Linked DNA regions of Homo sapiens: region 2 is linked to region 1. A link is a contact called in ENCODE Hi-C or POLR2A ChIA-PET data. All regions are on one chromosome and are shown on one strand. Each heading gives the region's core, a stretch centred on a gene start or an enhancer-like site at or near the end of the contact. The rest is flanking DNA. Distances are from core to core; before and after follow the strand shown. Region 1 holds the start of HEMK2 (HemK methyltransferase 2, ETF1 glutamine and histone H4 lysine). Region 2 has its middle 110 kb from the start of HEMK2.

Region 1 (3,156 bases), core at 434-2,933:
CTTTCCATTAAATTTATTTTCTTGCCTATAATCTTGGAAGTTGCTTCTTTTTTAGAGACAGGCTCTTGCTCTGTCACCTAGGCTAGAGTGCAGTGGTGCCATCACAGCTCACTGCTGCCTTTAACTCCTGGGCTTGCTCAAGTGATCCTCCCACCTCAGCCTCCCAAGTAGTTAGGACTATAGGCACGAACCACAGTGCCAGCCCTCTATAATGTTATACATGCATCAAAAGCATAAATCATCCCCATTAAAAAGATCAGCTTGATGGCATTTAGGGAAATTTTTAGCACTGAACTCCCAAAACAACTACCCAGTGACAAGCTCCAGAGGTTTTAAACTTTTGGAACCAGTCTACACATCTGACAAGTCTTTATTAGGTGGTAGTAAGGTCTGAGAATCTCACCAGGTGGCTTCTCTTTGAAAATAACTATCATGGTCTCATAAATAATTAGAATTCCAAACTAGAAATAACCCAAGACTTTATAACAAAATCAGCTCCTTTTACAGCATACTTTGCAGTGCAATTTGTGCTTGTAAATCTTTCTGGGCTATCTTGAGAAGAAAAGACAAGTTATAAAACAGTACTGTTCCACTGTATATTCCAGTAGATCCAAAAGTTCCATCATCTACAATGAAAGACTAGTTTAATAAGAGCTGGGACATTTTATACTGGAGAAATATGACCAAGTTTAAGAGGGATAAATAAATACAATATAGATCTTTGAAACCTGAAAGCTGTTTGTTCCATCCTGAGAAAACCCAGTTCATCTTATCTTCAAACAAATCTAACAACCCAAATTCCTTACATTTAAAAATCACAATGTCAGTATTCATTCCTTCTGCTATTAATTTAAAATTGATGGCGATCACTTCAATAAATCCATTTAAATAAAGTGCTAGGGTAGACTATTGTCTGCTAGCTGCATGTAACTTTTTTTTGGTAACAATTAAATGAAAAATTCAGTTCCTCAATAGCACTAGCCACATTTCAAGCGCTCTGTAGCCACATGTGAGGACTGGCTGGTGCTAGAGTATGCTATTCAGTGGGTTTAAAAATATTTCCCCACTCCAGTAACACAACTTTCTTTCATGTTTGTTAAGGGTGCTTTCTATGTGCTGAGTAAATCAAATAATACCATGCAATTTTAATATGTAATACTTTAAAAATATTAATAAGCAATGTTTCCGGAATATTTTGTTTCCAAACGTGTTATACTATCGCTTCTCTCAGGGACATGTGTTCTTCAGATTAACAGGCGACAGGAAAAGATACGCCTTTGCATGGTAAGCAGTCAGGGAGCTCATGAGACAGAGCAGCCCCCTGGCAAAGGAGATGCGTCCCCGGCACACTCATTACTTGTAGCTACAGGAAAATTCTCAATTACGGCGTCCTGGCTGTCAATCATCTGCAAGTGGACCCCGCCTGCTCCGGCTCAGGGCGGTGATAGTCACCGTTCCGGCCCTCCTCCACCGCACTTCTTCAGAAAGCCGCAACCCTTTCCCGTCAGAGCCCCTCCCCTCCTCGCACCCTGCCAGTTCGGCAGCCGCTGCCTCCAGCGCGTCCAAAAGCAGAAACGTGTCCTCCGCGGGCTCGTACACGTCGCTGAAGGCGCCGCGGCCCACGTGCCCGTGGAACGGCGTAGCGAAGTTCTCCCCTGCCATAGTCCTTCGCTGCGTTCCATGCGCGTGCGCAGGGCGTGCGCATGCGCATGCGCATGCCCTCACCCTCATGCGCAGGCCTAGGAGTGGGGCTGGCGTCCCGGGCGACCAGTGTGTTGTTGTTGGGTCTTAATTCTAAATTTGTCAGTGGCTCTCCTTGAAATTGCTAAGTAGACAGTTGTATAATCCGTGACTATTGACATTTGCTTTCTTCTTTGGAACATTTAAATTTTATTCTGTGAACTAGAACCTGATAGTGGGCATTCTGAGTTGTTTTTGACTAAGGTGAATGTTCTTTCTTCATTCTAATGATATTTGGAAATTCTGTTTTATTCCTAGTTTGCAAGGATTTGAAAAAATACATAATAAATTTTACTGTTTTTTTGTCAGCTGAACTTTAAGCTTTACGCTATAAAGATGAAGACTTTCCTCGTTTTTTTACTGTACTTTATAAATTGCCTTCCTGATGAATCATGAATGCACTCTTTTTATAAACCTTAAGCAAGATGATGCGGTTTAATACACTGCTGAATTGGGGAGGCTAATAATCTGGCTCCGTTTTTTTTTACCAAGATTACGCTACCCTCGTTATGTGAGTTAGGACACTGTTTCTGGAACATTAGGTAGAAAGCCTTAAAACTGGCTGGGCTTGGTGCCTTTTTGAGTGAATGGATCTTTGATGTTTTGGAACATCTGTAAGTTATTAGACTATTCAAGTATTTGCATTCTTTTTGAGTCAATTTCTGAAATTTGTTTCGCAATGAAACATTTTTACAGCTCGTTTTTTAAATTTGAGAAATAAAAATACAGAAAAGTATTTGAGGTACAAATTTTATTTTATTTTATTTCTACTTATGTATTTTTTTTTTTTGGAGACAGAGTCTCGCTGTATCCCCCAGGCTGGAGTGCAGTGGCGCGAGCTAGGCTCACTGCAACCTCTGCCTCCCAGGTTCAAGCGGTTCTCCTGCCTCAGCCTCCGGAGTAGCTGGGATTACAGGCGCCTGCAGCCACGGCTGCCTAATTTTTGTATTTTTAGTAGAGACGGATTTTCCCCATGTTGGCCAGGCTGGTCTCAAACTGCTGACTTCAGGTGATCCACCCGCCTTGGGCTCTCAAAGTGCTGAGATTACAGGTGTGAGCCTTTAACGCACCCGGCTGGGTTACAAATTTCAAAACCCCAAGTTTTAAACCCAGAAATGACAGTATTTTCTCATGTTTCCTTAAAATATTTTTTAAATACAAGAACTAAAATATTACAAATAAGATGGATGTTCTTTCTCTATTTGCCTTCAGTTTAATTGTGTAACATTCTCTCCAAGGCTCTTATGGATTTAGTGTATGTCCATCTAATCCATGTAAAAACATGGATCTTGTATTTATACGTTTATAAACATTCATATCTTTATAAGCAACATACGGTGTATTTTAAAATTTACATAACTGGTACTAGGTTGGACATATTTTTCAAATTTCTTTTTCAGTCAACATTATATGAGA
Region 2 (3,156 bases), core at 180-2,679, 110 kb before region 1:
GACCTTTCCAAGTGCTGTCATTTGAATGTGTCCCCCAAAGTTTGTGTGTTAGAAACTTAATCTCCAATGCAACAGTGTTGGGAGGTGGGGCCTAATGAGAGGTGATTAAGTCACGAGGGCTCTGTCATCATGTATGGATTAATGTCATTATTGTGGGAGTGAATTAATTATCTCAAGAGTGGGCTTGTTATAAAAGCAAGTTCAGCTCTCTCTCTCTCTCTCTCACTCGCTCTCACCTTCCACCATGAGATCACACAGCAAGAAGGCTCTTGCCAGATGCTGACACCTTGACTTTCTAGCCTCCAGAACCATGAGCCAAACACATTTATCTTTGTTATAAATTGCTTGGTCTGTGGTATTCTCTCATAGCAGCATCAAACTGACCTACACACTGAGCACCTAGATCAGACTCCTCTTAGAATATCTCCTGAGTAGCATCATGCTACAATTCTCTACCTCTTTCTCCACTGTGAGTCAGTACCAAATGCTGTCTCTCTTCCTTATTCTAGCCATGACTCTGGATGGAGAAATAAGATTAAAACACACACACACACGCGCAACTTACTGGAATTTATAGAGCAGTTACTTCATGCCAGACACTGTGATAAGTACTTCAGAAACATTACATCAATTAATCCTCACAAACAACTGTTACTCCCATTTTATAGGCAAGGATATTGAGACACAGTGACCACACAAATAGCAAGTGGCAAGCCAAGGTTTGAATCCCAGTTTGAGGTCACCACTGTGCTCTGTGAACAGGACTTATGATGGCCAAGTACTAATATTACAATATTGGAATTTATACTCTCTGGAGTTACGATTCAGGGAGAGATGATTTGGAAGTATAAAGTCAGATATTTTCATATTAAATCTAGGTCAAATGTTCTCAACCAGAGGTTATTTGCATCACTCTCCCACCACCCTGACCAGGAGACATTTGGTAATGCCCAGAGACATGTTTGGTTGTCACAACTGGGGACTGCTACTGGCACCTAGTGGGTACAGGCTAGGGGTGCCGTGAAAAATTCCATAATGCACAAGATGCACCACCCCCCCCCGCCAAAGAATTGCCTACTCCAAAATGTCCACAGTGCTGTGATCCAAACACCACCTCTAGGGGTTTGGTTTAGTTGCCATATTTTCCTCTCCCCTACCCATTCTTCTCTTTGGATTTTAATTCTCTGTGTCCATTTTAACAGTCTTGTTTTAGGTTAATCTTTTACTATGACTTTCCAAGGTCCTTTTAGGAAGCAAGGGGAGTGTGACTGAAGGAAAAACTGACATTCAAAAAATCTCCTGAGAAATAGCACCCTGCTTGGAACAAAATCCTCTGTGAACACTATTTTGGGAACAGTGACCAAACAAGCCAGTCGTCTGCCACTTACACATCCAATCCTGCTTACTACCACTGCTTCCTGGAATCCTGTCCCAAGAAAGGGGCTAGGGGTGAGGAGAGTGGTTACCCTGGAACATACCATTTCTATGAGAAATCTTAAAAGAAAAAAAAAAATGAAGACAACAAACCTGTAACTTGATGCCAGCCTGAAATCCTCTTCACTAATCATAAGTCAGAGAAAGTGAAATTATTTCCATCACACTCATACAGCATGTTCTCTGGGGTTTGCAGGAACAGAAGAGACAATGTGGAGAAAATGCATCGTCTGTGGTTCTGAAATCAAAGCCTAATTAGTCAGAAGACAAATCCCATGGGCTTCAGTACTAAAACCTATGTTTCAACCATGCCTATGTTGGGAAAGTCCTAAAAGTCAAAGAATGATAAGGCAACTTTAGTGGAGAACATCTTTGTTTACATTACAGGACTCACATGTAAACTTTGAAAGCATGCAATCAAGTGAACAAAATATTTTAATTGGCCTTTAAAATATTATTATAAGAGCAAGACCAACTTGTTTAAAGTATTGCCTGGCTGGTCTCTGGTTTTGGCAGCTCATTATACTGTCTTAATGCCGTAAGATTTATTAATGGTCACATGCATTTCTCTGAAAAGCATTCCACATTTTATCCAATTCTGGGTAAAGGTTATTTATACCTTAGAATGCTCTTAATTGCTTCACATTAAAGAAAAATATGGAATAAGTTATAAGTATTGCCTCATTTAATGTATTTTCAAATTATAGCGTTTTGGCAAGTTTTGCTCATTGACTTCTTTAAGCTTGGGATATCTTTTATCCCTTTTACATTCTCTCAAAATTTTCCTTATCACTCAAAAGCTAATTCAGATACCAATTCCTCCATTAATCTGTTCCTGACTCCCACATCAGCATTAACCAAATGTGCTTCTCTGCTCCCAACCATATTGCTTCTGTATTCACTAGGCATATGTAACAATCATTTTGCTCTACATTATATTTGTCTCTGTCTTTCTTCTTTAATTAAAGTAATTAAAGTACCTTCAGTGGGAAAGACAGCATGTTATTCATTTTGCATCTGAGGAAACTGATAGGGTGTCTGGAATTAGCATCCAATAACGATTGATTAAATTACATGTAATCATATGAGTTTTATCAAATAAAAATTGCTTCAAGTTTGTTCTTTTGGTTTGTTTGAAGCGGTTTGCTCATTTTAATAATTACATGAGACCCAAGCCTCAATCTCTTAGAACAGGTAGCTCTAGTGCCTCTCCTGCTCTAGACTTAATTTTGTTTCCATTGGTGCCAGGATATGAACAAAACATTTTCTGATGCAAATATAGTCTCAGATTGGGACCACACCAAATACCACAGTCCAAGTAGGTGAATAATGCACTGAATATTTGGCCTGGTTTGGCTGATTGCAGGCAAGCTAGCTAATAATTAATTAAAGTAGGATCTTCTGTATTTACTTCATTTCAAAACTCCTTGACACTCTCTCACTCGGCAACTCTCATTATCAACTAATGACATTTAAACACCTAATACATACTAGGCATCTTTAACAACTAGAAATACAGAGCTCAGTAAAGACACAGAACTGACTTCATATGAACAAATGTAGAAACATATTAATAGAAGATTCTCTCTTTTAATATCTAAAAGATTGAAAAGATTGTTTAACAGAAAATATTGACCTAGAATGTGACTTGAGCAGGCAAGTAGTTTGTTTCCAAGAGAAACAGGTACTCTCCTAGTAATTGCATTTTAAATATACACGATG

What was found. Hi-C counts contacts between places; a loop is a spot of excess contacts on that map. ChIA-PET counts read pairs that join two places held with the same protein, here RNA polymerase II (POLR2A). Pooled maps may share reads with other maps.
Region 2: a map of prostate gland shows a loop between it and region 1 (3-fold over the local background). The contact joins the enhancer-like site here to the promoter of HEMK2 in region 1. A Hi-C loop is called at or near these places in 3 of 168 maps with a recorded cell type or tissue (aorta and prostate gland) and 14 of 50 pooled maps. POLR2A ChIA-PET finds 5 or more read pairs at or near these places in 3 of 52 experiments (BJ, activated T-cell and activated naive CD4-positive, alpha-beta T cell).

The regions. Positions count from the first base shown.
Region 1 is chr21:28,883,684-28,886,839 of GRCh38, forward strand. It overlaps HEMK2 (HemK methyltransferase 2, ETF1 glutamine and histone H4 lysine), which reads right to left and starts at 1,684. Exons shown (of 6, transcript NM_013240.6): 1 at 1,529-1,684. The coding sequence starts at 1,662. RefSeq lists enhancers at 983-1,542, 1,538-1,597, 1,543-2,101.
Region 2 is chr21:28,770,467-28,773,622 of GRCh38, forward strand. It overlaps a transcript of HEMK2 not described here. Among named protein-coding and RNA genes, the nearest start is that of HEMK2, 110 kb to the right of the region's middle. Within about 2 kb of position 1,430, at least 3 of the 41 ENCODE cell types and tissues checked have a DNase peak (open chromatin) inside an H3K27ac peak, as active enhancers do.